2 separate regions of the Homo sapiens genome follow, and region 1 is linked to region 2. A link is a loop called in an ENCODE intact Hi-C map of the cell type or tissue named here. Cell type or tissue: heart left ventricle. All regions are shown on one strand. Each heading gives the region's core, and the rest is flanking DNA. Links, peaks and the distances in the headings are about the cores only. Region 1 overlaps LOC105375147 (a long non-coding RNA gene). Region 2 holds the start of LOC105375146 (a long non-coding RNA gene).

Region 1 (16,388 bases), core at 5,263-13,262, 87 kb before region 2:
CAGTTACTTCAATTTGTTGCAGTTTACATATAACTATAAAGAACATTGAAAAATCTATTAATATTCAGCCATTGTGGAAAGCAATTTAGTGATTTCTCAAATAAGTTAAAATAGCACTTCCATTCAACCCAGCAATCCCATTATTGCACATATACCCAAAGGAATATAAATTGTTCTACCATGAAGAAACACGTACGTATATGTTCATTGCATCACTATTCACAATAACAAAGACATGGAATCAACCTAAATGCCTGTCAATGGTAGACTAGATAAAGACAATGTGGTACATACACACCATAGAATACTATGCAGCCATTAAAAACAAAACCATGTCCTTTGCAGCAACATGGATGGAGCTGGAGGCCATTATGCTAAACAAACTAACACAGAAACAGAAACCAAATGGCACATGTTCTCATTTATATGTGGGAGCTAACCATTGAGTCCACATAGACAAAAAGAAGGGAACAACAGACACTGGAGCCTGCTTGAGGGTGGAGTGTGAGGACTGAAACTCTACCTAATAGGTACTATGCTTATTATCTGGGTGATGAAATAATCTGTACATAAAACCCCCATGAAACACAATTTACATATATAATAAACCTGCACATGTACCTTTGAACCTAAAATAAATGTTATTTTTAAAATCTATTAATATAAATAATACTATCAATAGCAGAAAGCAACAACTTTATCCAGATTTCCCATGTCATGTACATTACCCATTTTCTTTCCTCTTTACACTATGTAGTGTATCATTTGACCCTTTTCAAAACTAACAACAAAATCTGTCAAAAAGAATACTGTTCACTTGAAGATATGCCAAGCTGTGTTTTTCTCAACAAAATGCCATAAGATTATTTTGTATAGTCTTCATTTTGACTTTCAGTTTTTCCAAGTCTTTTTATCTACTTTTATAAACATTTGCACACATTTATACAAACATTGTAAGCATTTATAGAAAATTACAAAGGTCAATAAACAACTCTAGATCGATCAATTTTGCTATTTAGTTAATCAATTTGTTGAGCAATATTTAGTAAAAGACCTTTTATAAAGGTCTATGAATCTGCAGTGCAGTTTGGGGAGTAAGAACTCACGCACCATTTCAGGAAGCTGATTATTTGGGACATAAAGGGACTGAGAAGAAAGAGTAGTTTTGTATGCTTTTGTAGATTACCCAGATGACCTATAAAGAGATTTTTGGGAAGCTCTGTGAAATCCTTTAGCCAAGTTTACTCTGGCAGCAGCAACCCTTGCTGCCTTCGCTCTGAGTGCTTTGGCTCCAACTTTCGGGAAGTAGGGAACTATTTTTATTTCCCATTGGCTTCCACACTGGAATTCCCTGACCAAGAGACTTAAAAGTCCATCAAACTGGCTTTTTCTCCAATGTAAAAAAATGTTGCACCAAAATATTATAACTTCCGATCTCTAAGACTGCTTATAATGAACATTCTCTAGATGTAGAAGCATTAGAAGTTGTAGCTCTATTATTTTTATTGTGGTTTTTAAATAACACAGTCATTCAGATTTGTTATTAATCATTTCAAATAGTCATTCCTTAAAATATTATCATATGCTTATTAACCAAGACAATAAAAATGGAAACAATATATTAGTCAGTAACTATTGCTGTACTAATAACACACTACATAGCACTAAACAATCAAACACAATATTTTCTTAAAAATGAGACTAGTATTCAGCATACTGTTCTTTTCCTGTTGTGTCTAATTTTGTTTTGCAAATTCTAAAATTTGTTAGTGAATATTTCTTGTTCATATGGAACAATCTTTGAATATTATATCATTGCTGCACCTCACTAATGATTTAGTGGACTTATAAATCATTAGAAACACTGATCTGGTTGATGATGCATTTGAGTAATATACATCATGAGGAAAAGGTGCTTCAGTGATCTATTACTCTAAAGATGGTGCTGTGTAGAATCAAATCCAGGAACACTTCTAGTTACTGCAGAGAATCCCTGCTCTGGAGAGGGCTTCACTTAAAAAAATTCACTATCTTTTGGCTAAGTTTTAACCCATTGTTAAATATTTTGTCATTTCACTCTATTTGTTTCCAAAAGCAGACATTCAGACAAATATATCATAGTATAGAGTGAAAATTATTTTCTTTCTTCATCAAGAAATGCATTGACAAAAACATTTTGGATTTTCATTGAATATTAAGTTTCTATATCTGTTAGTGATACTATATGAGATCATACAATACAGAAATGTTTTTATCCTCAATATTAATCATCATTTTGCATACTCTAAAATAGCAATACTAGAATTATGTGACTCTGGAGATACATTTACAATCACTATTAACCAAGAGCCAGATGACTACTGTGTGAGCTGTAGTCTTTAAAATAGAGTAACTTAAAAAGAAGTTCTCAGAGATCATTCAATTGAATTTTGAGCCCTACATGTTTAAGACATAGTTTATTAATCTTCTAATTTTTCATTGTTTTCAAATATTATTCTACTCTTAATTTTCTACATGTGAGAAATAGAGTGTATTTTTTTTACAATAACTCATTAAGTAATAGACTCAAACTCTAAAGTTGAATAGACAGCGCTTTATTTTCTATTTTTTAATAAAAATAATCAACCTGACAAACTAAATGAACACTTTATACACTTTTAATATTAGTATAAAATGATACCATCAAAACCTTATACAGATGCCTTACTCTATGTTGTGAAAAGAAAGTTCTGAGTTTTGCAGATTCTTTCTCTGATTCGGATGCCTATTTAATTAATTTGATTAATCACTGCTCTAAAATAACTCAATGCCTTGGATTTTAGAAAAATTGACCCAATAGTCCCAAAGAAGGGATAAATCTCTTTTATTTCCCTCCAATATACTCCACTCCCACCCTTCCTAATCCAGGACCCATCTAATTTTTGCCCAAAGCTGGTAGGCAGAAAACATATTCATTATTTTTAGGATAAATCCTGGTCTCTACTCAAAAAGAAATAACTGACTCCTTGATCCACAGTGGACAGTTACTATAGCCAGAAGGTATAGTTTTCAAGAGTGCGAGTAATAGAGTGTTAAATCACACGTGTACATTTACAGTCTCAGACACATGCTATTTAGCCCTAGTAATATCTTCTGTGTTGGGGGAAGAGAACATCATACTGACCCACCTCCCATTGCAGTAGTCCAGTACCTCTCACAGTCTTCTGTCCGTATGTAGCACATCTTGTAAGAATAAGCAATAGTTCTTTGGCATAGGACAGCTCAAATTCAGATTAACAAAAATAACATAATTTGTTTTATGTAATCTAAAGAGTCTTAAGTACTTCATAAATTTGCGTCTATTTCTATCATGAAGCACAACACTTAACATATTTATAAATTGCCCATTTGGTTTACCTTCAAACCCCTCTAACTTTTCCAAGGACAATACAGGGTACTTACTTTAAATCTGTTTCATTAAACAACCTGATAAAGTGATTTTCCCAGTATAAAGAAGCCCTTAGCTCCAAAAGGTAAATTCCAAACATTTTTTGGATGGTATAAAATGCTTATGATTTTGAAATTGGCAGTTTTTCCTGCTAGGCCTTACGGGATGTCTCATTATACAAGCTTCAGGAAAGAAATTTAAACTTATTTGAAAAAAAAAAAAAACACTAAGAATGCTTTTTAACAAAGCACAATAATTCCATTCTAGTGAAATATTAAACAAATACTTCAAATTATAGGAAAATCTCCCCTCAAATATATTCACTGATATATTACTGAAAATAATGAAATAATATAAACAAGCTTAGTATCCAACAATAGGGGAATAAAGGCATACCCCAAGGAAGATCGGAAGATCTTTCCAGCTAGTGTTTTCTAAAAAGAATGTCTTCTGGCTTTCGATATTGAAACTTCATATAATACATTTTTCTTTTATTATAATGTTTTTCAGTCATTATTTATAGAGGTAAATTTTATATTTATCTCTGTAAAACACGATACACCATTTTTAAGCAAAATTTGGGGTAAATCTTACTACATTTTAAGTACATCTGTACCACGGTCACACATTTTGTAAACCATACTGAATATCAGCAAAAAGCTGTTGTATTGTGGATGTGGCTGGCCATAGGACTGGCATCTCAGGGTCGCATCCGGTGTGACACTGAGCTTTCCTTAAAAAAAAATTCGATATTGTTTTAGCACAAGATAAAAAGCTTATAACTGCACTTAACGAGAATTAAGTCAAAGTCCCATTTTGCAACGTTTTTATCTTAAGTGCCCATTACCTCCATGAAGATTTAGCAAAGCCTTCCTCTTCAATAGTTTCCACAGACATCTCTGTCATCACTTCCTCTGAGACTCATGATTTGTCTGAAGTAAGACTCTGATCATCATCTCAACTTCACCATTACATCTGTAATCAGTGACAATGAAGTGTCAACCATCCTTACCGTCTTTCTTCTGAATTTTCTTTAATTTTTAAGGCTTCACTTCATTAGTGAGCAAACAGTTTATTTCCAGATATTACCTGGTTTTTACTGTGAAATGTGCATTTCCATTATAAATTTTGTCATTGCTTAGTGTTCTTTGCTGGGCTGTATTATAAGTGTTTATCAAATGACATGCAAACTCTACAAGAATAGCATTTAAATTGTTTATCAGCAACTTTATCAACTGTCCAGTGTATGAGATGTTTTAAAAATACTTCTAACATAAGAGTTTGTTTTTTGCCCATCATCAAGTTCAACATGGATTTGAAGGGAGCTCTGCTGTCATTTAACCATTGAGACGCCCAGGTTCACAGAGATATGTTTATGAACAGAATTGTATCCTGCCCAGAATTCATATGTTGCAGCCGTAACCCACAGTACAAACTGTATAGGCTATATTTTGCTTTATTTTATGTTAATTTATTGTATTTGGCAGATATTTCTTTTTTAAAACAAAATTGAAGATTTCTGACAACCCTGATCAAGAAAGTCTATTGGCATCATTCTTAAAACCACATGTGCTTACTTTGTGTCTCTGTGTCCCTGAGCCACAAAAATATTGAAATAAGGCCAATTAATAAAACTACCATGACCTCTAAGTGTTCATATGAAAGGAAGAGTCACACATCCCTCACTTTCAATCAAAAGCTAAAAATGATTAAACTTATTGAGGAAGGAAAGATGAGACTGACTGAAAGCTAGGCCTCTTGTGTCAAACAGCCAAATTTTCAATGTAAAGGGAAATTTCTTTGCAGTATTTGACTCCAGGTTATAAAGCTAAAATATAAAATGTACTACACATCAAGTCTGTACTGTAATTAGCAAATGTGCTTCTTACACAGGTATGGGTTAGAAATTATGGAACTAAGTTATATGTATATTAAATTGAACATATAAATATGCTGTAGATAATGATAGCTAGCCTTCTCATTGTTGAAGAAAGAGGTTACAAATAAGACAGAAGAAAAGAATGAATTCTGTGTTGCTGGATTGAAATTGGAGGAAGCAGTGCGATCTCATGGTTTTAAATTATTGATACAGATAGTATAGCAGTTTCCCATTACTGCCATATGAAATTAGCATAAATGTAGCAGGTTATGACAACAATGATTTGTTATTTTATAGTTCTGAAGGTCATAAGTCCAAAAGGGCTGGGTTAATATCAAGGTGTTTGCAGGGCTGCATTTTCTTTTAGAAGATCTAGGAGAAAATCTAACTTGCTTGCCTGTTTCAGCTTCCAAAGGCTGTCTGCATTCCTTGGCTTGTGGCTCCCTTCCCCCATTTTCAAAGCCATCAGCATAGCATATTCAAATTTCTCTTCAATTCTGACCTTTCCTTCCCCTGTCTTCATTTATAAAAACCCTTTTGATTACATTAGGTCTACCCAGATAATCCCTCCCCACTCAAGATCCCTAACATATCACATAAGTCTCTTTTGCCACATATGGTAACATGTTCACAAAAGTCTGGTTATTAGGATGTAGACATCTTTAGGAGGCCTTTCTTCTGCCTACACAGATAGACAGCTCAGAAATAAATCTCCATATGTATGTATCTGCACAGGTCAAAATTTTCTCTCTCTAGATATATTTTCAAGCTTTGACTGCTGAGAGGGCCTGGCAACAGAGAAACCACAATAGCAAACAACACATCTCCACCTCAGATCTTAGTTCTGCAATAACATTCTTCAATGAAAAGAGCTCAGAGCCTTTGAAGAAGCTGTTGATTTCAGAGCTGTAGCACTGAAAACACAAGTTGAGCCTAGAACATTCTGTGGTGCTTCCAAAATAGAAAAGTTATCCAAAATAACGGAGGCATAGTAGAAATCAATCTGAAAGAACCCCCATTGGCCAAAACTGGAAATAACTAAACAACAAAATAAGTAATGATTGTATTGGATTACAATCTATAAAGTAAAACATATACCTATGTGTCTATTCTGAATGAAGTTGCCAGTTAAAATATAAGACACACAAATTTTAATTGCAGCTAAACAATGTATGAAAGTATATTTCAAATATACATGGGACATACTTATACTAAAATTTATTTGCTGCTTGGCTGAAATTAAAATCTAACTGGGTGTTCTGTATCTTCATTTATAAAATTAGGCAATCACAATCCTGATATAAATAAATAGCTGATTGATAGATATAAGTAGATGAATGACAGAAAGATAAATAAGCAAAGACAGTATTTTATTGCAGAAGGATACTGATTAATGACTATAAGCAAAATGAAAGAAACAGAAAATCACCAACAGAACACCATAGAAATATTTGTCTCAGAGAAGATTAAGTTGATGGCTACTAAAATTAGTGGGTTAAAAGTCTGTGGAGAAACAAGATACAAAGTCCCAAAAAGACTCCCCCAAGGTATTTATTAACCAGAAAGCAAACAATGGCAACTCTAGGTTGATTTATCCCCCCATAAACTATTCCCATCTTCGAACCCCAGGTACCTATGAATGTGATATTATTTGAAATGGGGTCTTAACAGATATAATTAAGTATCTTGATATGAGATCCTGGATTTAGGATAGACATTAAATCCAATCACAGTCATATGGTGCTTAACAACATTTCAAACCAAAACAGACTGCATATGCAATGGTGGGCCTATAAAATTATAACAAAGCAGAAAATTTCCCACTGCCTAGAGCCATCCTAGCCATCGTAAAGTCATAGTGCAATGCATTACCATGTGTTTGTGGTGAAGCTGGTGTGTAGTGTTTATAAAGTCTACAGTAGTGTACAACTGTGTCCTAGGCATTCTAATTCACTCACCACTCACACACTGACTCACTCAGAGCAGCTTCCAGTTCTGCAAACTCCTTTCACGGTAAGTTCCCTCCACAAGAGTACCATGTTTATCTTTTATACTATGTTTTGACTGTTTCTTTTTTTATGTTTAGATACACAAGTACTGACAATTATGTTACAATTTCCTATAATATTCAGTATAGTAACATGCTGTACAGGTTTGTAACCTAGAAGCAACACGCTATGCCTTATAGCCTAGGTGTGTAGGAGGCTATACCATCTAGGTTTGTGTAAGTTCATTCCGTGATGCAATTTTCAGAATGTATCCCTGTCATTAAGTGACATATGACTATACTGATGTCTTTATAAGGAGAGGAAAACTGAAGACATGGGGTTTGCATCCTGGAAAAGAAGGAAACATTAGGGAGAAAAAGAATGAAATCTGAATAAAGTCTTTAGATTAGTTAATAGTATTATGACAATGGTAATACTATTTCCAAATATTTCTTTTAATATTTATCAAACAAATATTAGAATATTTACCAAATTACTAAGTATTTATTTTAGTAATTATACTATAGGTATATCAACCTTTAGGAAAGTGGGGAATAAGGTATAAGAGACATCTCTACTATATTTCAACTCTTTTGTAAATGTATTTTTTTGAAAATACAAAGTATTAAATAAAAATTTTATTGTTGAGAGCTAACTGAGCAGTTTCATTTGGGTGTTACCGTTAGAAACAAGACTACCCTAATTGCTTTTAACTGGGGTATAGGATAGGAGAGTCAGAGTACTATGGACTGAATTATTTGCCCTCAAAATTTATATGCTGAGATTCTAACCCCTGTACCTCAGAAGACAGGACCTTTAAAGAGGTAACTAAGTTAAGAGGAGCCCATTAGGATGGGCTCTGATCCAATCTGACTGTTGTCATAAGGATATGAAGACACTGGAGAATCACCAAGAGAAAAGACCCCATGAGGACACAGTGGAAAGGCAGCCACTTGCAACCCAAGGAGAGAAGCATCAGGAGAAAGGGAACCTGCCGACACCTAGTTCTTTGGTTTCCAGTTTCTGGAAATATGAGAAAATCAATTTCTGTTGTTTAAGCAACTCAGTTTGTGGCAGGTTGTTACGGCAGCCGTAGCAAACAATTGCACAGCTAGTATAACCTCTTGCCCATGGAAGCTGTGGTGGAATCCATGCAGGCTTTGAATAAGTTAACATCTCCCAATTTCCCCTTGTTTATCTATATTTGAAGAATAATACTTATATTTAAGCCTGTTACGATTATCAGAAACACTATAGCTAACAGCATTTTTTTTTTTATGAAGAGAGAAGCAATTTTTTGCTAAGCATGAAAGGGGGCATTCAAGTTCAGAGCTTGAGGGGCAGAGTGAACGTTTTGAAGAGACATGACAAGAAACAGGAGATCAAAGAGTAGACATAAAATAAAGTATAATTCCAATGAACTCCATGACTAAATAACATCCCCAAGTAGTTAATTTGCTTGTATCAAAACCTAATTACAAATGCCCTTTGTGCCATTTGTAATTCAAGCTTCTTTTTGTCCTTTTACAAAGCAAATCAAATATGCAATATATATTTATTATAGGTTGGCCTCTAAAAGTTAGACAATGGAAGCCTTCAGATATTTGACACCGAGTTATCTAATTAGTGTCAGTAAAACTTAAAATATACACAATTCACATTAGATAATGTATGTTAAGAGAGAACTTTCAGAAAAAGGCTAAATTGTAACTCCCATATAAAAAGAACATATGTTAAAGATTGTATTTAACTCATGAGGGAAGCAGGCAGATGTTACCAATGGTTCAAAAGAGAATCTGAAAATGGAAACAATTATAGATCAGGAATATTAAAATGCAAATGCATATGAGAGAAAAGTAGTTTTTCCTCTTCGTAGGAGGAAGACAACTGAACCTCCACCAGCCAGGATAGAATTTACATGCCTGTCAATGACATACAACTTAAAAAAGTAAAAAAATCACTCAAGAGATAATGAAAGACTTGAATCAGATAACTTGAATCAGTGTCCTCCCAACAGTGCATATACATTTTTCTTTTTTTTTTTCTTTTTGAGACGGAGTCTCGCTCTGTCATCCAGGCTGGAGTGCAGTGGTGCGATCTTGGCTCACTGCAAGCTCCGCCTCCCAGGTTCATGCCATTCTCCTGCCTCAGCCTCCTGAGTAGCTGGGACTACAGGCGCCCGCCACCACGCCCGGCTAATTTTTTCTGTTTTTAGTAGAGACGGGGTTTCACTGTTAGCCAGGATGGTCTGGATCTCCTGACCTCGTGATCTGCCCGCCTCGGCCTCCCAAAGTCCTGGGATTACAGGCTTGAGCCACCGCGCCCAGCCCATTTTTCTTTTGGAAGCATAAATTTCTTTCTACATATTTAGACAGAGGTCCTAATGTATCTGGAATTGGTTCCTTCCAGTGGGTTCTTGGTCTCGCTGACTTCAAGAATGAAGTCGTGGACCCTTCTGGTGAGTGTTACAGTTCTTAAAGATGGTGTGTCCGGAGCTTGTTCCTTCAGATGTTCAGATGTGTCCGGAGTTTCTTCCTTCTGGTGGGTTTGTGGTCTTGCTGACTTTAGGAGTGAAGCCACAGACCTTCGCAGTGAGTGTTATAGCTCTTAAAGGTGGCTCGTTCCTCCCGGTGGGTTCATGTTCTCGCTGACTTCAGGAGTGAAGCTGCAGACCTTCCCGGTGAGTGTTACAGCTCATAAAGGTAGTGCAGACCCAAAGAGTGAGCAGCATCAAGATTTATTGCAAAGAGCGAAAGAACAACGCTTCCACAGCGTGGAAGGGGACCCCAGCGGATTGCTGCTGCTGGCTCGGTGGCCAGCTTTTATTCCCTTATTTGGCCTGGCTCATGTCCTGCTGACTGGTCCATTTTACAGAGCGCTGATTGGTCCATTTTACAGAGTGCTGATTGGTGCGTTTTTACAGAGTGCTGATTGGTGCGTTTATAAACCTTTAGCTAGATACAGAGCGCTGATTGGTGTGTTTACAATCCTTTAGCTAGACAGAAAAGTTCTCCAAGTCCCCACCCGACCCAGAAGCCCAGCCAGCTTCACCGCTCACTAACATGCTGTTTCTTTAATGAAATGTTGGTGATACGTCAAGGTCAGGATATTTTGGGGTATTCATAGGCCAAGAAAGTTAAAAATAGTTCCAGTGTGGCACATCCTCATGACTTCTGAAGAAGCTTCTCAAGTGGGTCTCTTTTAGTCAGCTATTTTTTTCTTCCTACAAAATGCTCAACAGTTTAGATATTCATGGTATAACCTCTATAGAGCCCTGTTCTGAATCTTATTAAAAGATATGAAATAAGCCTGAATGTAGACATTAAATATAAAAGTGTATGTAAAAATTTTAATTATTCAACTAGAGAATCAGTATGTGTTTTTGCTCTATGAGTAACATTCTAAAGTGAGTAAAAAAGATGGCTTGGAAAATAGACCCTAATAGAAAGGTTCAACTAGTTAGTTTGCCTTTTGTTTTCATTTCTGCTTTAGTCTGGGAGAATCAGTAGACCTAAAATAAGTCTTTGAAAGACACCAAAAGGTGCATTGTAGTAAATTATTTTCCATAGCTACAAAGGGCAGAAAAATAGATCAGTTCAGATTTCTTATGAAAAATGCACATTAGAATACATAGATATAGTGGTGTTAATTTTTAAACAGCTTACTGAAGGAAGTTATTGATATCCCTTCCTTGCTTTAGAGTCTAAAAAAGAACCATTTGCCGTTTATCTAAAGTGGCCTAAAAATAAATAGAAAATGAGTAAAAAATAGGAATCACCTAGGAAATTGTATAAATATTGCAAAGAACCAGCTCATATTATTCAGACTCAATAGGTAAGCAGTGAAGCCCAAGGATTAGAATTTTTATGACGGTTTTCACGTCATTTCAATGTACCTGTAGGTGTGGAATCAACTTCACAAGTTGTCCTCAGCCCACTTTTATTCTGACATATCATCCTATTAACCTCTCATAACATTCGATATAAATAATTCTGTGCAATATAGCTTCATGTGAACAGTGAAGTGGGAAAGGCAGAAATGTACCAGTAATTCCTGGATTTTCAAGTTTCAGAAAACCATTACAATCCAAAATGCAAAACGTATGTACCTGGAAGAGGAGATAAGGATATCTTCAGTCGGGTGCCTTCTCCTGTTTTCAGTACGCATTCCCTAATAATCTATCCGTAGGCCCTTGAGACCCTGGCAATTGCCTTGGAATATTGGCAACCTGGCTCTATCTTGCTATATTGTATTTTTACAATGTTCTTATTTTATTCATTAGTTTTAGCAGGTCACAATAATTTGTTTTGCTATTTATAGGCACTCAGGATACATTCACGTACTTTGCTGATAATGAAGTACTTTCTGTTTTACCAAATATCAGACTCTTGCATTTAAAATGTTTGTCTACATATCCCCTTTAGTACTTGTTTTATTTGCTCCGAAAGTGATCATTTTTTAAAATTTTATATTTTTAAAAAAGAACAAACTCTTACAGGTCCCATTTAATGAAGAAGTCATTGTAACAGATAAAAATTTTCCATCTGCAATTTTGCTTAGATAGTACCTGTTTTTAAAATGTAACAGTGAATAGTTCACCTGGGAAAGTAAATGTTTAACTGAGGATTTTTCATCATTACATGTATTCAGAACAACACAATTATTAAAGGGAACTAACCAATTTTTTTAATTTAGTGAATCTGGAAGGTGTTTTTCTTGCCTACTGTTTGTCAAGATCACTTAAGAGATGAAAAATAACATAGTGCCAGAAGGACAGAAACATTGAAAGGGAATGAGCAGTTTTGACAATAATAATAGATGAGTGTTTTGTGAAAATAGGTTACAGGTTTATCATTAATATTAAAGCTGCAACTCAAAATAAATGGGCACAATTTACAATAATCATTTACCATAATTACACATACATAGAAGACTTTTCTATCTCCAATAATCTCAAACTGGAGAGAGTTGAAGTTAACATTTCAATGAGAATGAACTTCAGTGCAGAACCACACTACAGTTATGACTAACTTAGACTCAAATGAGGTTCAACTGAGTTATTATTATTCCATCCAGGGTAACTTCACCTCAAATCCTCCCTGGACATGCAAGAATATTGTGGTAAAATAATAATAATAAATAAATAAATAAATAAAACTTACCAAATAAAAATGTCTTTCCCGGCTCTAAATTTGGTTTTTTCCTATACTTGTAAGGAAAACAGACCCCAAAGTGGCTAAGACCAGATCTGATATTAGAGGGAAGAAATGAGCTTATTTATGTAAAGTGCATAGCCCAGTTCCTAAATGACAAGTAATCACTTCATGGTAGTTATTGTTTATATTTGTTAATATTCACCAACTTTTCTTTGCTAAAAATTGCCTTACGTAAACAAATGAACCAATAAAACTAAGAGACAAACAAAAAAAAAATCTTCCTGGATAAGCTCTCTGGGCAGTCCTGCCACTGGGATTGTACTGCCCACATGCCAACATTGCATCTCCAGGAAGGTCCACACCATTCCCATTGAACCTTATTTATTTTATACTAAAAAATAAGTACCTCTCCAAAAATATAAGTAGTTTTTGACTGAAAATTATTTTAAGTGTATGGGTAAAAGTGTATGGACAATGGCTGAAATGAAATATGTACATATACAAAAAGAAAGTGGTTCTGAGAGTGAATGTATACGTGATTACATCTTATTCTGATTTTTTTTGGTTAACTTTTCTTGTCCATTTATTTTCTATGCTTCCATAACAAATGACAACAAACAAAATGGCTTGAAACAACAAATTCATTACTTTACAATTCAGAAGATCAAAAAACCTAGTAGGCATGAGTCTCACTGGACTAAGATAAAGGTATTGGCAGGGTTGTGTTCCTATCTGGAGGCTCTAGGGGAGAGAATATCTTTAGTACTCTTTCAGGTTGTTAGCAGAATTCAGTACCTTGCAGCTGTAGGACCAAGGTTACCATTTTTTGCTGCATGTAAGCTGAAGGCTCTTCCCAGCTTCTAGCGGCTACCGGCATTTGTGACCCCCTTCTTCCATCTTCAAAGTTAGCAAGAAGGTGAGGGGGAGTCAAGTCCTTCTCATATTGCATCTCTCAGATCCATCTTTCTGCCTTCCGCTACTACTTTTAAGGACTTAAGTGATTAAATTAGGCCCATCTGGATAACAACCCAGGATCAGGATAACCTGCCTATTTTAAGGTCAGGTGATACATAATCTGAATCCCATCTATAGCTTTGGTTCTCTTTGCCATCTAACTTAATAGAGTGACAGATTCTAGGGGATTAGGATCTGAACATTTTAGGGAATCTTTACACTGCCTACAGACAGTAGGTAGGCTTTTGACAACAAACTTTCAGAGTAACAGAGCCCAAATTTTGTACACCCAGTATTGATTTTACCAACTTTACCCATCATCTCTTGTTGCCAATTTTACTCTCTGATTTCTATTACCTATCTCTAAGTAAATAGCACAGTCTCTGCAATAAATCACAATTTCTCATGGTCACAACCACTCATTCTAGTTCTGCAAACAGTCTTACTATCTCTTCAATGTTTTTCAATCCATTTCTGACTTTGAATATCCAATTACTGCTATAGTACAAGCTCATATTCTTTTGATTCTCTTTATATATATATATACTTTAAGTTCTAGTGTACATGTGCACAACGTGCAGGTTTGTTACATATGTATACATGTGCCATGTTGGCGTCTTGGTGTGCTGCAGAAAAATTTCTACACATTAGTGAGTATATTCTGTCTAAAATGATTTTGTCATACTATCATTTTCCTGGTGAAAACCTTTCATAAGTACACTGTTTTCCTAGGAAAATGTACTGCTTAGCTGTCCTCTTTTTCTCTCATCCTTTACTTGACTTTTCTATTCAACAGCCAAGACTTGGCTTATCTATCATTTCTTTGAGTAGGAATCCTCACTCTTCCATTCTGGGTAAGGTACATCTTCTCATTCTTCTATACTTACCTCTCACAATATTTATCACACTGTTATCACCATAAATTTTCTTATCTATTTCTCTCAATGGATTGTAAGCTTCTGAAGAGCAAAGTTGTGCCTCTTATCTGACTTGAGTCCTTGAGTTCAGTTTAGAGCATGGCAACTAGTATGTATTAATATCCAATAAATATATGCTGAATGAATAATTAATAGTGATTAATATTATGTCTACCCTGTCTAGTCACATGGAATTCTTGAGGTCTCAGAGGCAAGGAATCTAGAGGACATTATGCTAAGTGAAATAAGCCAGACACAGAAAGAAAAATATTGCATGATCTCATTTACATGTAGAATCTAAAAAAATTCAAATATACAAAATAGAGGATAAAATGGGCATGGAGGCGGGAAAATGGGCGAGATGTAGATTCAAGATTACAAAGTAGCAGATACGTAAGATGAACAAGTCTAGAGATCAAACGTACAATATTAGAACTATAGTTAATAAAGTACTGTGTTTGGGATTCCTATCAGATGGATAGATTTCAGTAGCTCTTTCTATAAAAAGAAAAAATGAGTAACTATGTGAGATGATAAATATGTTAGTATGCTTCACTATAGTTAGTAACTCCTTTAACTATCTATATGTATTTCTTATATCATGTTACATACCTTAAATACACACGATAAAATTTAAATACATACGTACATAAAACAAAGAGGCAAAGTATGAGAAAATTATTTGGAAAACATATGCTACACTCATAGCTTTATACATTTTTTAATTTACAAATAAAAGATTTATTGTTAAGTATAATATATTAGCAGTCAATTTGCCTTGCTTTCCAGCACGTCTATACTTCGCAGAAAATTAAATATTTTAAAAGCTATTTTTAGAAACTTTATACTTGCCAATCTTTGTGTATTATGTACTAGTATTACATGTCAAACAAGGCAGAGAGATCTATTATGGTAAACCTACTTTCATATCTGCCTGGGGTCACAAGTCTCTTTCAGTACTAAGGCATGGACCATGTAGTGGGAATCCTGACATGCTGACAACATATTCCTATTAATTTAATAGTTGAATGAATGCCAGTTTAGAAATCAATGGATAGTTGCTCTATTGTATTTCAAACAACTGCTCCTCTGAAAGTGTTGAATATAGAGCTAAATAAAATCAGAGTACCAATACAAGTAGCATAAGACATCTGTCTTTTTATTTGAGCTGTGGTCAAGCTTGGGAAAAAAGTTTAGTTGGTTATTAATCTGATTATATCGGAACACTCAGTAAGCATCAGAAAATTACTATCTTTTCATTATGCCTGGATTTTATGAATCTTTCCATATGTCCTTTTCAAACTAAGGGAAGGGTGATCCTGAAAACAATTCTTCCAAAAGTACAGTAGTCGTTTACAAAATAAATATAACAAAAAATAACTTTTCTTTTTTTTTTTTTTTTTGAGATGGAGTCTCGCTATGTCGCCCAGGCTGGAGTGCAATGGCACGATCTCGGCTCACTGCAACCTCTGCCTCCTGGATTCAAGCGATTCTCCTGTCTCAGCCTCCCTAGTAGCCGGGATTACAGGTGTGCGCCACCATGCCTGACTGATTTTTTGTCTTTTTAGTAGAGAAGGGGTTTCACCACGTTGGTCAGGCTGGTCTCGAACTCCTGACCTCAGATGATCCGCCTGCCTCAGCCTCCCAAAGTGTTGGGATTACAGGCGTCAGCCACCATGCCCAGCCAAAATAGCGTTTCAATATACTAATAACTAATTAGAAAGCACAATGAAAATAAATTATAATCTTCACTAGCAATGAAAATGTATATTTTCTCAAAATGAACCAGAAAATTATAATACTTTTCTAAGTCATCCAATAATATTTGTATAAATGGAAAGATATACCATGCTGATGTATAAAGACTTGCAAATTGTTGGATTTTAATTATCCCTAAAGTGATTTACAGTTGCCATCTTGAATTTTATTCTAAATTGACTTCCAATATTTATTAAAGTTCCAAAGCAATTTTTAACCTAACAAAAACTGTTAAATGTTACTTGGAGGAAAAATTGAGAAATGGTAAATAATAAAATATATAAAAACAAAAACAATGAGAAAGTACCT
Region 2 (16,388 bases), core at 5,490-13,489:
GGAGGAAAAAAGCGGGGAGTGTTAATGGGAACAAAAGTACAGTTATAAAAGGAATAAGAGCTAGTGCTCAAAAACAGAATAGGAAGACTACAGTTAACAATAATTCATTTCATATTTCAAAAAACTAAAGGAGTGAAATGTTGTTAATATAAAGAAATAATAAATGCTTGAGGTCCCGTATACCCCAAATTACCCTGATTTGGTCATTACATACTGTAGCTTTGTACCTATAAATATCACATGTACCCCATAAATATGGGCAGTTACTCTGCATCCATAATGATGTTTAAAATTATTTCTAGTTCCTAAAATATGACAGCACAAAATTCCTCTGGGTTATCTTAACATATTGCTTAGATAATATATGGTATCACAACAAAAGGAGGAGGAGGAGAAGAAAAGAAGCAAGGAGGAGGAGGAGAAGGAGGAGGGGGAGGAGAAGGAGAAAGAAAGAGAAGGAGAGGGAGAAGAAGAAGAAGAAGAAGAAGAAGAAGAAGCAGCAGAATAAGCAGAAGCAGAAGAAGAAGAAGAAGGAAGAGGGGGAGGAGGAGGAGGGGGAGGGGGAGGGGGAGGGGGAGGAAGGGAACGGGGAGGACGAGGGGGAGGGGGAGGAAGAGGGGGAGGAGGAGGAAGAGGAGGAGGGGAGAAGAGAAGGAGGAGGAGGAGGAAGGGAAGAAGGAGGAAGAAGAGAAAAGTCACCTAAGAGACTGAATACACAATGACCAAATGTACTCTGAGACAAAATGACCAAAACAAACAAACAAACAAAACCACAGGCACTTTCCAGTAAAAAGGATGGCAGCTGAAGAGAGAAACAAAAAATTAAAACAGAGGGAAAAAGACGTGGGGTAAATGTTTCTCATATTCATTCAGAAATGTGTAATTTGGTCTCATTGTGAAACTTCCAAAATGTTTTCAAAGTGTTTTTATAGAGTTTTGGTTTCTCTTTTTTCTTCAGAGCAGAAAATATAAGCTTAAAAAGGAAACTTAACAAGTAATTTCTCTGTACTGAGAAACTTGGAAATTATTAAGGACAGATTTTGTGTTTCTGTAAAAAAAAAAAGTGGACTGACATATATAAAATCACTAAGATAAAGCAACACATATAAGGCTCAGCTCACAAAATAAAAATATCAAAAATTTAAAAACGTAGACTGTGAATTAATTTAAGACACTTAGCTTAATTTAACTAAAGACACTTGGCTTAACTTAAATAAAGGATATCTCTGTGGCAAAGATTCTGAAGTGAATTTCAAGGATCTGGTAATACAACATGTTCTTGTAGCTCAGAAAAATCTAAGGATTAAATTAGATAAACAAGAAGTTCTAACTTTACTAATTTTGTCCAATCGCCTTTTTTTTCCTATATAATGCTTCAAATAAAATTAGCTGATTTATAGTCATAAAATATTATATTCTATGAGAATTTTAGTGTGGAAGTACTGTGCCTGTAATTATTCTTATTGTTTAAAATAATTATTATCAGAAATCTAAATTTTTATTGAGCATTAGATTTCAGATAAAAGCCAATATTACTCAATATATGATTATTTAACATCGATAACAAAGTTCACTTTACACCTTTTATAGAATGCTATATATGTTAAACTTTGATCCCTTCAGAAAAATTCTTAAAAATCTATCTGGTGAAAATTTCAGATAACTTTGTATCATGCTAGGGTCATGAGAATCAAGTCATAAAAAAACAGGCAAACAACAGAGACTTTTAAATCTTTCGATTACTTTAGTAAAGGTAATTTTTACCAGTTAATATTTTTATTTAGGTTAAGTTAAAATATTATCTGTGGCTATATGCCTAGAAAATGAAATGATAAATAATATAACTTATTGTAGAATATTAAAAAATTAGTAAAAGTTATATAAAATTTAAAATTTCTGTTTCATTCTGAATATTTGTTTGAAAATAAATTCCATATCTTTTTCTTACTTTAAACATGTATTCTAATCGTATATATTTGAGATGTTATCTTTTTCTTATTTAAACATGTATTCTAATTGTATATATTTGAGATGTACAACATGATGTTTTAATATATATATACATAGTGGAATGATTACTAGAGTCAAGCCAAGAAACATATCCATCATCTCACATAATTTTTTCCATGGTAGAAGCATGTAAAATCTACTTTTCTAGCAAATTTCTGGTATACAATACAATATTATTAACTGTAGTCCTCATCCAATACATAAGACTTATTCATTTTATATAATTGCAACATGGTACTCTGACTTATATCTATTTTCCCCATGTTCCCACCACCAGAAATCAGTATTTTACGATTGTTTCTATAATATACATTTAACTAATTTAAAACTCTACATATAATTGAGATCATGCTTTAGTTTTCTTTCTGTGTCTTGCTTATTTCACTTAGCACAATGTTTTCCAGATTTATCCATTCTGTTGAAAATGGCAAAATCACCTTTTTTAAGGCTAAATTTTATTTTTTAATAAATTACTATTTTTTAATTCATTCATCTAGTGGCAGAAACTGAGGTTTTTCCATAGCTTGGCTATGGGGATTAATGGCTCAATGAACATAGATGCACAAATACAAGGTACTGATTTCATTTTCTTTGGATTTATACACAGAAGAGAAATTGTTGGGTCACATGGTAATTATAGATTTAATTTTTGAAGAAGCCCCCAATTTTCTATAATGACTGTATCAACTTACATACCCAACAACAGTGTACAAGCATCCCCATTTTTCCACCACCTCACCACCACTTATTGTCTCTTCTCTTTTTTATAATAGTCATCCTAATAGATTTGAGGTGATATTTCATTGTTGTTTTGATTTGCATTTCTCTTGTGATAACAGAAATTGAGCACCTTTTTAAATACCTGTTTGTCATTTGTAAATCTTGAGGAATAGATATTTCTCAAATGAAAACATACAAAATGTCAGTTCCTTTGCCCATTTTAAAATTAAATCATTTGTTTTTTTGTAATTGAATTGTGAGAGTTTGTTATATATTTTGGAAGGTAACTCTGTTAGATATATGGTTCACAAATATTTTCACTCAATCTCTGGGATGCTTTTTTGTTTTGCTCATTGTTAATTTTGCTGTACAAAAGCCTTTAAATTTAATGTAGTCTACTTGTTCAGTTTTGTTTTTGTTGCTTGTACTTTGGTGATCATATAAAAAATCATTGCTGAGATCAATGTTGTCAAGCATATGCCCTATATTTTCATCTAGGTGTCTCATGTTTAGGTCTGTCATGTATGTTAAATTTATTTTTACACATACGGTCCAATTTCATTCTTTTGCATGTGGATAACCAGTTTTCTCTTCAGCAGTTATTTAAGAGATTCTTCTTTCCTCATTTTTTTTTTCATAGTGCCCTTGTTGAAAATTAGTTGATCATACATGCTTGGGATTATTTCTGGGCTTTATTCTGTTCCACTGGTCGGCATTTTCATGCCAGAGACATACTATTTTGGTTCCTATGGCTTCGTAGTATCTTTTGAAATCAGGAAGCGTGGTGCCTCTCGTTTTATTCTTTGTCTTAAGATTGCTCTGACAATTCAGGAACTTTTGTGGTATTATACAAATTTTAAGATGTTTTTTCTATTTCTGTGAAAACTGTCCTTTCAATTTTGATAGGTATTAAACTAAATATATAAGTTACATTGGGTAGTATGAACATTTCAACAATATTAATTTGTTCAGTCCATGAGCACTGAATATCATTTTATTTGTTTCTTCTTCATTTTATCAGTATTTTATAGATTGCAGTGTACAAATTTTTTATCTCCTTAGTTAAATGTACTGTTAAATATTTTACTCTTTTTGATGCTATTATAAAAGAGATTGCTTTCTTAATTTTTTTTTGGATAGTTATTATTTAGGTGAAGAAGTGCAAATAATTGTTGTATTTTAAGTTTGTATCCTGCAGTGTTTCTGAGTTCATTTATTAGTTCTAACATTTTTTGTGTGATCTTTAGAATTTCTACGTGAAAGATCATATGATCTACAAACAGGGATAATTTTACTTCTTTTTTTCCAATTTTGATGCCTTTCTTCTTTTCTTGTCTGATCACTCCTGCTGGTACTTCCAGTATAATGTTAAGTACAAGCGACAAGAGTAGGCTGTGGTTATTTATAGTACCTTTTTACACTAGTTATCAGTTATCAGTGATCTACACACCACTACTACAGCAGTAGAGTATACTCAAGTTGATTATATATTTACCTGTACCAGTGAATTTAAACTTTCATATGGTTTTATGTTACTAATTCTCCACCTTTTGTTTATGCTTAAAGAACTCCCTTTAGTATTTATTGTAAGGCAAGTCTAGTGGTGATGATCTCCCTCAGCTTTTGCTTATCTGTTACTGTCTTTATCTCTCCTTCATCTTCAAAGAATAGTTTGTTTGTTGTAATACTCTTAATAATTTTTGTTGCTTTTTCCAACTCTTTGAGTTCCAGTCTCTCCTGTCCTGCAAAGTTTTGCTGAGAAAACTTCTTTAACCGTATCAAAGTTCCCTTGTCTGTAATATGCTTTTTCAATATTGTTGCTTACAAAATATTTTCTTTGCCTTTGATTTTTGACAGTTTGATTAAAATGTATCTTGGGGAACTCTTCTTTGGATTGAATCTGATTGGAGATCTTTTAGTTTCATGAATCTGGATATTCATATTTTTTCTCAGACTTTGGAATTTTTAAGGCGTTATTTCTTTTAAAAAAGCATTTTACACGTGTCTCTATTTTTCTCTCTCTTCTTCAGAAACTCCTAGTATGCAAAACTTAGCTGTCTTAATGGCTTAATGGTATCCCACAGATTCTGTAGGCTTTTTTCATTCTTTGTCATTTTTTCCTGTTTTTTTCTCCTCTGACAAAATGATTTGTTTTCAAGTTCACTTATGCTTTCTTCTACGTAGTACAGTCTGTTCTTGAAGCTCTCTGTTTGCATTTATTTTACTCATTGTATTCTGTAGCTCTGAATTTTCTGGGGTGCTTTTGTATTCTAACTCTTTGTTGACATTCTTGTTTGTTCCTGTATTTTTTCCCAGAATTCATCAAAAAATTTACTCTGGATAATCTTATAGTTCACTGAGCTTCTTTAAACAATTCTTTCTAATTGTCGGGCAATTTATGGAACTCCAATTCTTTGAGGCCAGTTATTGAAAAATTATTTTCTTCCTGTAGTGATGTCATGTTTCCCTGATTTTTTGTGATACTTGTCACCCTGAAAAGGTGCTCATTTGAAAAACGTAGTCACATTTTCCAGGCAGTATATATTAGTTTTGGTAATAAAAAGCCTTCATCTGGTGCCAGGGGAAATGGGTCACTCTGGGGCACACTGTGGCCACAGATCTAGTGGTGTAGGTTGCCAAGTTTGTGGGTCTGTGGTGACTCCAGGTCCAGCTGGACATGGTGTCATATTGAGTTAGACAACTGAAATCTGGGATGTCAACAACTGTGTGATCCTTGGTGGTGAGGGCTGTAGGAGGTCCACAGTGGCCATAAGGGCTCTTAGTGTCCTTAGCAACAACTTGGGTTCAGCAGCAAGGTGCTGGGGCAGGAAGTGAGGGGAGCCAGAACTTGTGTGTACACATTCTGCTGCAGATGTTGGCTGACAGCACATGCGTAGCAGCAGAGTGCCAGCTGCAGCCTTGTGCATGGTGGTACGGTACAGAATTAGAGGCAGGGGCTGGAGTAAACTGTGGTGCGTGAGTTTTGTTGGAGGCTGGTAGTATGCATGTGCACAATTGCAAAGTCAACTGTAGGCTGGCAACAGGGGTCAGACCAGCTATGTGTTTGTAGGTTTCTGAGGGCATGAACTGGAGTTGTATATGCACATTCAACTACAGGAACCAGCTATGACTTTCAGCAAACATTAGGCGGTAGAGTTGGCTGCTTTTGCACATGCAGCTATGGAGGCTGGTGTTAGTGGCATGAACGAGCCTACATACAGGTGTTAGCTATTGGTGCATGGCAATGGGGCAAGAGCTTACACTGGGAAATCCCAGGTCATTTGCATGCACATGCACAGTGGCTATGCTGGGTCCCTAGGCCAAAGCACCCATAGCAGCAGCATGTTGGATGGCTCTGGGGAAAGAAAAGGGAGAAGGGTGGTTGCTGTTCTTTCTCAAGTGAACATTGAGCTCTTTCAGAGTTATTTTCATTCATAAATAGCTACCAAATTCTTGTTCTTTGTGGGAAAAAGCAATGCTGGGACCTCCTACTCTACCATCTTGCTGAAATTGTACCTTCATTAATGATTCTTTTCAGTATCAAAGCTTTTTCTTCTTCATATGCCAGGCTTATCATATTGATTCATAATGTTTTCTGAACAAAGAATTATTCCAAGTTGTTTTATGTATTGTTCTTAATTGTAGAACTTTTTCAGAACCACTGCACAATTGCTTTGGCTTTGGGGTATCTGAATATATTGAAGAGAGTAATTTTAATGAATCATCTGTTTTAGCAGGACACTGGTCAAATATCACCCACAAGAGAATGTTAACATATTTAATCACACTAGTCAAATTCTACGTACCCAGTTTTGATAAACAGCTTTGAGTGGGGAAGACAAAGAAAATTAACATTTATTGAGTACATGAACTCTGATAGATATTAATTGACACAACTAACCTAGAACATAAATATTACTATCCTCATTTTATGGGTGAGGAAACCGAGGCTCAGAGAACTTTAATTATTGGGTTAAGGTTAGACTTTAAGTTTAGATACTTAGAAAGTAACATAATTGAGAATTCTCTTTAGGGGTTCCTGTCTCTAAAACCTATTGATGTTCTTTCTCTTCAAACATACTGCATCTAACACCGTTTCTAATCTAGCAGAGTTGAATTGTTTTCTAATCTAAAAAAAGTTGGATGTATTAGTTTATATTCTAAAATGTTGTGGCACTGTTCATTTGTGTCTGTTGTAAAGAGCTACTAATGTGGCCTCTTTTGGGCTCTATGATTAGCTGAGAGATTTCTACAGGTCCCCCCACCTTCCTCTTCTTTTTTGAATATCACTATAATTGAATTTTGATATTTCCATCTTGAAAGTCACCCAAAGAGGCCTCTAAAAGATGACTCTGGTGCACCCCCTTTGCAAATATGATTAACTTGGGCTATGCCATCTGACAGGGTTAGCCCCAGTGTTCATCAAGGCGTTTCTTCTGAAACTTCCCCTGGCTCATCTCTCCATGTCCACGTCACTCCCAATATCCAATCATTTGTCAAGCACTAATGTGATAGTAGCCATAGGAGAGGAAAAAGGTGGATGGATTTGAAAGGTTTCCAGGCATGGTGGCTAATGCCCGCAATCCCAGCACTTGGGAAGCCAAGGTGGGTGGATTCTTTGAGTCTAGAAGTTCAATACCAGCCTGTGCAACATGGCAAAGCCCCATCTCTACAAAAAATACAAAAATTAGCCAGGCATGTAGTCCCAACTACTAGGGGGCTGATGTGGGAGGATCATTTGAGCCCAGTAGGTGGAGGCTGCAGTGATCTGAGATCGTACCACTGCACTCCAGCCTGGGCAACAGAGCAAGACCCTGTCTCCAAAAATAATAATAATAATTAATTAAAATAAAACGTTTAAAGTAAACAGCACTGAAAGAATGATGTAGCTAGTCCAGCTGTGTGGAATACAGTAACATTGTCTTTTGCCTCCTCTCATGTCTCTGCATAAACATAACTGGGCTACAGGACCAGTTAGGTGCTCCCTAAAAATATTATCATTGTGCCTTCCATTTTTCCTTGTAGCATTTCCCATATATTTTCATAAATAGTTGTAGGTACACAATCTGTTTAGTGTCTATCTTCCTAATGGATTCAATATTCATAAGGGAAGGCAAATGAATTTTGCCTTGTGGAACACTATTCTATTCCAGTATATAACATATTACCTGACACATACTAGGAACTAAAAAAAATTTGTTGAAAAACAAACAATTCTGTAGTCCCAGCTACTCGGGAGGCTGAGGCAGGAGAATGGAGCCGAGATCGCACAACCGCACTCCAGCATGGGCGACAGAACAAGACTCCGTCTCAAAAAGATAAAAAAGAAAAGAAAAACAAACAATTGATTGTTAGAATCTAAATATTTCCCCTGCTATCAAATTGATTTAGTAAATTTTAACTTTTGATTTTCTATAATAGTTATGAAGTATTCCTAATTTATCTTCTAAGAGTATTCTATTTCCTGTCTATGATCTCTGCTTATGTGCAAAATTCTTTAATTGTTTGTTTGTTTTTCTTTTTGTCTCTCTTTTAGGGGCATTATGTAGATTGTCTCCAAGTTTACATTAAAGCTTGCTGTTTTGAACATCTCTCATGCACCACTTTAGATGCCCTAACCTTCTCCTGTCTTTGTTTGTTTGTTTTTGTTTTTTGTTTTGTTTTGCTTTGTTTTTGAGACAGAGTCTGGCTCTGTCGCCCAGGCTGGAGTGCAGTGGCACCATCTCGGCTCACTGCAAGCTCCTCCTCCTGGGTTCACGCCATTCTCCTGCCTCAGCCTCCCGAATAGCTGGGACTACAGGTGCCCGCCACCATGCCCAGCTAATTTTTTGTATTTTTAGTAGAGACAGGGTTTCACCATGTTGGCCAGGATGGTCTCGATCTCTCCTGATCTCATGATCCACCTGCCTCCGCCTCCCAAAGTGCTGGGATTACAGGCGTGAGCCACGGCGCCCGGCCGTTTTTGTTTTAAAAGATACTATGTTTGTGAAAGTAACTAAGTTATCATTTCTTTCCTATTTCCTTAAAAGATGAAACTATGCAAAAGATGTTTTAAAATGGTCTCGAATAAAAAGAGATTGTGAAATTTCTTTGGAAATCAGTGCTTTCCAATTATGTGTCTTTTGGGAGTAATAGCAAAATTTAGGCATAATCTTATTCCCAATACAAAAATCAAGTATTTTTAGAATTGTGGGAAATTTAAAACATTTGATTACACTCTTCAATAGTTGAAAATAATCTCAGAAATACGTGAATTTAATATAAAAGAGAAGTCCAAGAATAATACATAATTTTACATTGTATTTTCAAAATTGCATATTCATAATTAATAAAATATCCCTTTAATTTAAAAGGGGGAATCATTTTTTAAAAGAAAATCCATCTCAATGTTATAAACATATCTGTTGTATAAAGGGTTAAAAAACCCCTAAGCTTTAATTTGTAATCTCATTTGTTTTAATGTGGCTTTTGCATCTCTAGATCTTGATTTAATTGCAACTTGTGCCACTTCACGGGCAATTTGCCTGGATAATGCCTGCCCCCACTTCCCCTCCCATTAGCTGAGGGGGTGACTTGGATTCGGACAGTCAGAAGTTATGCTCCATAGGGCGCCAGTTCCTTATGTCACTCTTCCTGCCTCCCTGCTACTACATTACTTATGGTTAGTTTCACGCTGAGCACATTTTATTCCACGTTAGTACCCAGTTATTTTTCAGGTGGCTTTGCAGAACAGATGTTCATAAGTGAGTTTCCATCTTTCTTCTTTTTCCTGAATATTTTTCACAAAAGACTCCCTTGCTTTTCTTCATTTAGTCCAGAAGGAAACAGAAAAAAGAAAGAAAAGAAAGACTCATCCTAATTATCCTAAAAAATTTGTTTCTTAGATATCTTCCTATATAATTAGTTCCCATCTATTTCTCTTGCTATATACCTTTGTTGAAAAGAAATTTGCTTCATGGTTTTCTTATCTATTCCAATGCATAATTTTTTTTTGCCTGAAAATTATGTTTTTATTTTAAAATTTGATATAGATGGCTATTACATAGCTCTGTCCGCATCATCTGCATATACTGCTTCTATTCCAGTTTTCATCCAGACCTAAGCCTGAGGTCATGAGTTAATCTTCAAGAGAATTGGCTTCTTTATTCCCTTCCAACTCTTTCTGTTGCTCCTGTTTTAAAGTTTAAATGTCATATGTCCTCACATTTGCTCTTTGTGACTTGTCATCAGTGACTTGCATTCTGTCTGCGATTTTAACAAATTAAAAATAATCTTAAATTTCTCTCTGAAATCTGAAATCTATTCACTAGGGAGAGACACTGCAACCTTTGAAAGAAAATGAAAAGTTCTTCTCTTAGTTCTTCAAGAGTAAAATAGAAGCTTTTAGATCCAGAACCAATTAGATCTCTGGCCTTCCCTCTCTGTTGCTAATCTCGGCAAAAATCCCAGTGTACAATTAACTACACACATATTGATCCCCCAGGACATTACAGTTGGAGTCAATTGGGAGTTTTCAGGACTAAAAATCATTTACAAATCGAGGTTAAAACAAACAAACAACAACAACAAAAATAAACATTTGCAGAGTAACCACTTATTTCAAATATTTGTCAATAGTTCATTCTATAGGTAAAAATTCTTATTTTGATAAGAGTTTTTTTTTTTGAATCCTAGTCCACTTTTTATTTATTCCATATGCCCTTGAACTAAACTCTTGGCAAAAACTTTACAGATTGTAAGCCGGGTGGGGAGAAGACTGAGTGTTAAATCATGAGACAATTAAATTGATCAATTACAATTCAAATCATCTCTCTCTCTCTCTCTCCCTCCCTCTCTCTTTCTCACACAAAAGAATTTGTAAAAGCAGAATAAAAGGCTTCTAAATAGTTCCACAATAGTAGATTATAAACTTTAATTATTCTTTCTCAAAAACTTCTTTAAAGGAAAGAGAAGTAGAAATCTTTCCCAAATGTATTACAAATTCAAAACCTCTATTACTACAGTATTTAGACATTTATCATTAATAATAGTAATCTTGAATCCTAGAGCTTCTTGTAACTTTAAAGTGCTGCTTTCTTTAATAGAAAGAAAGAAAGAAATCCCAATACCCCATAGCCCACCATTAAACCAAAGTCATTTCATACCTGCAACATGCCATCAGCCATCTCTTCCTGAGAAGGAGGGCAGCATGCTGCCAATCCATAGCTGTCATTCACACACATGGCTCGTGGGCAAAGGGGGAGAAGAAGGGAGCCATTAGCCTGTAATTCTTAAAATTTACATCCTCTGTAATTTTCAGCAAAGGCTTTCCTTTTTTAGTATCTAAAATAGACTGAACCACCACTACCACAACCACTTCATGGCATTTTCCTAGAGTGAAAACAGACAGCCCAGTTAGGTATTTCAGGATCAAAAAAAAAAAAAAAGGGGGGTGATTTTGTTCTGCATCTCAACTTCCCTGTGACGGTCAAATAACAGAAATTCGTTTATCCCATCTGCCTTCTTTAATGATCATGAACAGTGACAGATCCCAGAGAGAATGTACAACACTTTCTGCTTTCCAATGCTCAGTGTCATTCTCTGTCAGAAAAAATTTACAAGTTGGCTTTCATGTTTGTAAAGTTCAATTCCCAGAATAGTAGGTTATAAATAGTGATTACCATAAAATACGCCACATCTAGATGTTGTTCCAAGAAAAAATATGGAACTGGATTTTGTTATTTCTTTTTCTGGAAATGCACAAATGTGACATAGCTGCTCCTCATTCCACTCCTTATTTTAGGGAGTTCACACATATGTAGATTATTTTACTTAAGAATGGAAGAAAACAATTCATTAGCTGAATTTTCATATAGTAGGTATGAGTCCAAACATCCTCTCAGGAGTTCATTATCTTTTCACCCTGACATTTTAAAACACAATGCAACAGGCTAGGAGAAACGAACTTTGAGTAGATGACCTGGGTTCTAAATTCTAGTTCTGATCAGGGGAGCTAGGATAAGGTGCATGGATCCCCTGAGCCTACATTTTCTCATTTTATAAATAAGGAGACTAAAACCAATAATGTGTAAGTGCAAATTCTAATAGCCTTGGATATATTTGAAGCTAATAAGAAAGATGTTAGAGATAGCAGAATTGAGTTTTCACTTTGGAATTCTTCTAAGTTTTCTGTTCTATTCTGAATAGCTCAGGAAACACTGGACAAGCTGTTTGGGCTCTCTAGCCTTGGATTCCTCATTTGTAAGACAAAGAAGATAATCCTACCCTATTGCCCATGTTGGTGTGGGAATCCACAAAGAAGGACACGGCACTGTTCCAAGTCAAGGTAAGGTGTCTATGAATGGTGACCACTGTTATTATTTCAGAAAATCAGTAATAATACCGAAAATTATGTTTCCCTCTCCTTAGCAATTGCCTTCTAGGAGAAGAGATCTTCTTTCTTTTCTAGTGTAATAAAGTATGATTTGTTACTCTATTGTTGTACCTATGTGACAAATGCATAGCAAACTCAGAAACATTCATTATTGATGAAACAAGAGTCACATACATTAATCATAATAATAAAAGGAAAAGAGAAGTGTAGTCAGTTCTGCTGTAATCCAGCATATGTGTTTCTATGCCAAATTACGCAATAAAAAACAAGCGGCTTAGGGGAGAAAAGAAGTTAGGAGAACAACACTCAGAAATTTCATCAGTGACACATGAAAGACTGGTAGTAATATAATGAAGATAGTAGCACAGTTAAATGCGTAAGGAATGCATAAATACTTCAATAAATATGCAACTTTACCTTAGAAATGAGGTGAGGCTGCTCTTGGAAGGGTTGTGACATGTAAGTTATTGTGGAGTCGTGGAAGGGGGTTATCTGAAATTGGAAGGAAAGTTCTAACACCAGATGTGGGTGTTTGTGGCTCATAACATGTGTGATGAACTGAGGTAGCTGAGAGATAGTTGACTGTGTGCCTGTGTGCATTTTGTGTATTACTGATGGGCTCAGTCCAGCCATGTGCAGCTTTCTGCCTTCTCTTGGTGTTTCTCGCTGACAAAATCAGGCATAATCACACATGAAATTTGCATTATGCTCAAATTGTTCCTTAATATATCAATTTCTTTGGAACAAATTTGTTTTCAAAACAAGCATTATAGCAGAAATGACAATATGTAGATTTCCTCAAACGTATTCCTTATAAAGATTATGTATATATGTATATGTGCATATCTGTATATATAACATTGAAGATGAAAACATAAATAGAATTCACTGAATTATGATTTTCTTTGCTATGATCATAATAAAATTATTCATGGTTGAGTATCTTTGCATAATGCTGCATTTTTTCCAGCACATCAAAGGACATTATTTGTTTAAAAATGCCAAATACTAGAAAAAAAGAATACATCTTACAAAATCCTTATAAGCACTCTTTTGATTTAAACCTTTTTTCAAGTTTCATATGTGTCTCAATTTCCAGCTTCAGTGAAAACAAGAGAGAAGGTGGTGTGGAAGTACAGATACAGAAGAGAAGAGAATAGGGTAATGGAAATTCAGTTTAAAATGCAGACAAATCTGCCGTTTCTGCTTGATAGCCTGTAACATTTCCATGTAGTGCACTTTGCATGGCAGAATAGCTACTAGTAATAGAATTCTCTCACAGTGGAGGTTAATTACTTTTCAGCTACAGCAAAATAAATTTCCTGTCAAGCTCATGGACAGGACTATGCCAGTGTCCCCATTTTTACCTTCAGTTTTAATTCAATGTTAATATCTGACACTTGCTTGCATTTAGTGGGCTGTTCCTCTGAAGAGTCGGAGCCCCAAAGGAACACTGAGGGACTGTCAGTTATGTAGTATCAAAGTACGTGTTAAAAAAGTGGTTTGCCTCTCCCGCAGTGTACCATAAAGAAGATTATCTGACCTGCCTCTTACTAGAGAAAACAGGATGATCCTCCTGGCAATGTGGGAAGTGAAACGAAACACAAGACAAGGAACCAGGGAATTCCATCTTTCCCAGTCCAAAGGGCAGCAAACCCTGGATTTCTATTGCTTCTCACACCGATTGTAGGGAGGCTTTAAGAGTCATTCGTTTCCATCAATTTTCAATTTAATAAGGCCAAGCCCACTGCAAAAAAAAAAATGCTGAACTTTATAGGATAATGTTTCAGCGGCTTCCCTTAATTATCCAGTTTGGTAGCTCAATTTTTCTCCCCCAGTGAAATATCCTGTTTATGACCATCATCGTGTCCTATCATTGGGACAGGCACTATCACAGTCTCTTAATCTGTGCCAAATTTGGCAATCCTGAAGGACAGATGGAATAGGGAAATGATCCTACTTGACTTCCTACTGTATAGAAAACCCTGTTCAGGGAAACAGGAATAAAGAATCAGGAAGCAGGCTGGGCATGGGGGCTCACGCCTGTGATCCCATCATTTTAAGAGGCCGAGTGAGAGGATCACTTGAGCCCAGGAGTTTTAAGAGTAGCTGGACAAACTAGAGCGACCCATTCTCTACAATTTTTTTAAATGAGCTGGGCATGGTGTGGGGTGCCTGTGATCCCAGCTACTTAAGAGGCTGAGGTGGGAGGATCACTTGAGCCGAGGAAGTTAAGGCTGCAGTGAGTGGGCCATGATTGCACCACTACATTCCAACCTGGCAAACAGAGTGAGACCCTGTCTTTAAAAAAGTAGGGGAAAGAAAACAAAGAAGCAGAGTGTACTCTGTTGAAAAGCCCAGACTTCATAGCTAAAATATTTGTGATTGTCAGTAAGAAAAGAACAGATATGAGAAGATATTTTCAAGTGTATTCTTCTTTCTACAATACAGCTCTTCATTTTCAGAATTCCCCGCCCTGCATTCTCTTCCCATTAAAATCTTTTAGTTCGATATATCCGAGTAGTCAACACATAAAACCTATTCTGATTTGGCTAACCTCACTATCCTTTGAAATGCTATAGCGTTCTATCTTATTCTTTACTGTGACACTTATTATATTGTCTCGTATCACAACTTTAGTTTTGGGTTTCATTTTATTTTTTATTTTTAGTTTACTGCATTTTCTAGCATAATGCCTTGCATCTAGTGAATCCTCAATGAGTTTGTTTTTTTTAATTGACTTTTCTTGATACATAATACTCTTCTAGTACAGAGGAAACTGGAGGAGGGGATGCTCCATGCATTAGAAGCTCTTTTATATCTTCAACACTTGATATTAAATTCATTTGAAATTCAAGATTCCTGTAGAAAATGATATTTGACAGTGGATTTCTGAGTGTAAAAACAGTATAAGGTGATAAGTAAATATTTATGTATGTGTTTCTGGGGACTGGGAAGAAAATTACCAAGACCCATTTTACCCTTCCCAAGGTTGAAACCAAACTGAAAATATAATACCTGAGATAGAATAATGGAGATCAGATTATCATTTTTACTAAGCATAAATGTGGCTGACATGCCACAGTTAAATCAAGCTCCCTAAAATTTCACCCCTGGACAACTTTATGCATTGTTTACAAGAGCAATAGAAACCACTCAAGCAAAGTGCATGATGGCAGAGTAGATAAACTAGGTGGGCTTTGTGGACAGGGAATCCAAAAGGCTGAGGCCCACACATATAGGTTCTCCTCTAAACTCACCAACAAACACAGTTACTGCTTTCTGGCTGGTGCAGAAAGGTCTGGGGAGGGAAATGCTTTTCTCTAATAAGAACAGAGAAAAATGTCTTAGGACAGGATGAGTGGGGAGTTACCATTCCTGCCTGAGTCACTATGATGTCCATTTTTATTAACTGTCTTTGATGATGATAGAGAATGGTCTTTGCTATTAAGGGTAAGTATAATTTGGAATTGAATTTTTTCTTAGAAAAAAATAATAGCAAGTGGAAAAACCTTAGTGAAAGTGAGGGAGAGCCCTACAGCCAGATGGAAAGGGATCAGTCTTGGTCTATAACTGCATGTACTGGACAATGCCCAGCTGAAGGAAAAAAACTCTGACAAGCGACAGAAAAATGGAACACATTTCTGAGTATTCTTTTGCCTTGAAATTTTGTAATAATTGTTCAACCATTTGTTTAGTAGTCCAGAGAAATTGCTCATCTGACAGAGTTTCTGAACCTTGAAGATAAAAGTCCTTCTCAGTCATTACATTTCTATTTGGAGTAGGGATGAAGCATGGAAAAGAAGAAATAATGTTAGAAAAATGTTCAAGTACCATTGAGGTAAAACAGTCTGTTATATATACATAACATAGTTATATGTATTCAAAAGTTGTAAACTCTGTTTATATATATGTGTGTGTGTGTGTGTGTCTGTTATATATAACAGTTGCAAACTCTGTTATATATACATAACAGTTGCAAACTCTGTTATACATACATAACAGTTACAAACGCTGTTATATATACATAACAGTTGCAAACTCTGTTATATATACATAACAGTTATATATATATAAAACTATACAATATATATTATATAATATCTATGTTATATATATATAACTTTTTCTGTAAAGAGTCAGAAATTATTTTAGGCTTTGTGGTCTATACTGTTTCTTTCCCAACTTCTCAACTCTTCTGTTATATCAGTAGCTTGAAAGCAGCCAAAGACGTAAATGAATGAGCATTGCTGTTCCAATAAAACTTTATTTATGGGCACTGATA

What was found. A loop is a pair of places that touch in the nucleus more often than their neighbours do. Peaks named below come from ENCODE experiments on the same cell type or tissue, not always from the same donor. Only the 100,000 strongest peaks of a DNase experiment are listed, where the experiment ranks them.
Region 1: it touches region 2 in a loop (32-fold over the local background); 2 of 110 quality-filtered maps call a loop at or near these places.

Annotation. Positions count from the first base shown.
Region 1 is chr7:9,862,516-9,878,903 of GRCh38, forward strand. It overlaps LOC105375147 (a long non-coding RNA gene), which reads right to left. Exons shown (of 4, transcript XR_927026.2): 2 at 4,275-4,402. Among named protein-coding and RNA genes, the nearest start is that of MGC4859, 910 kb to the right of the region's middle. In heart left ventricle, for the core only: no CTCF peak of the experiment used is centred there; no DNase peak of the experiment used is centred there.
Region 2 is chr7:9,949,369-9,965,756 of GRCh38, forward strand. It overlaps LOC105375146 (a long non-coding RNA gene), which reads left to right and starts at 11,582. Exons shown (of 4, transcript NR_187856.1): 1 at 11,582-11,797; 2 at 11,917-12,055. In heart left ventricle, for the core only: no CTCF peak of the experiment used is centred there; no DNase peak of the experiment used is centred there.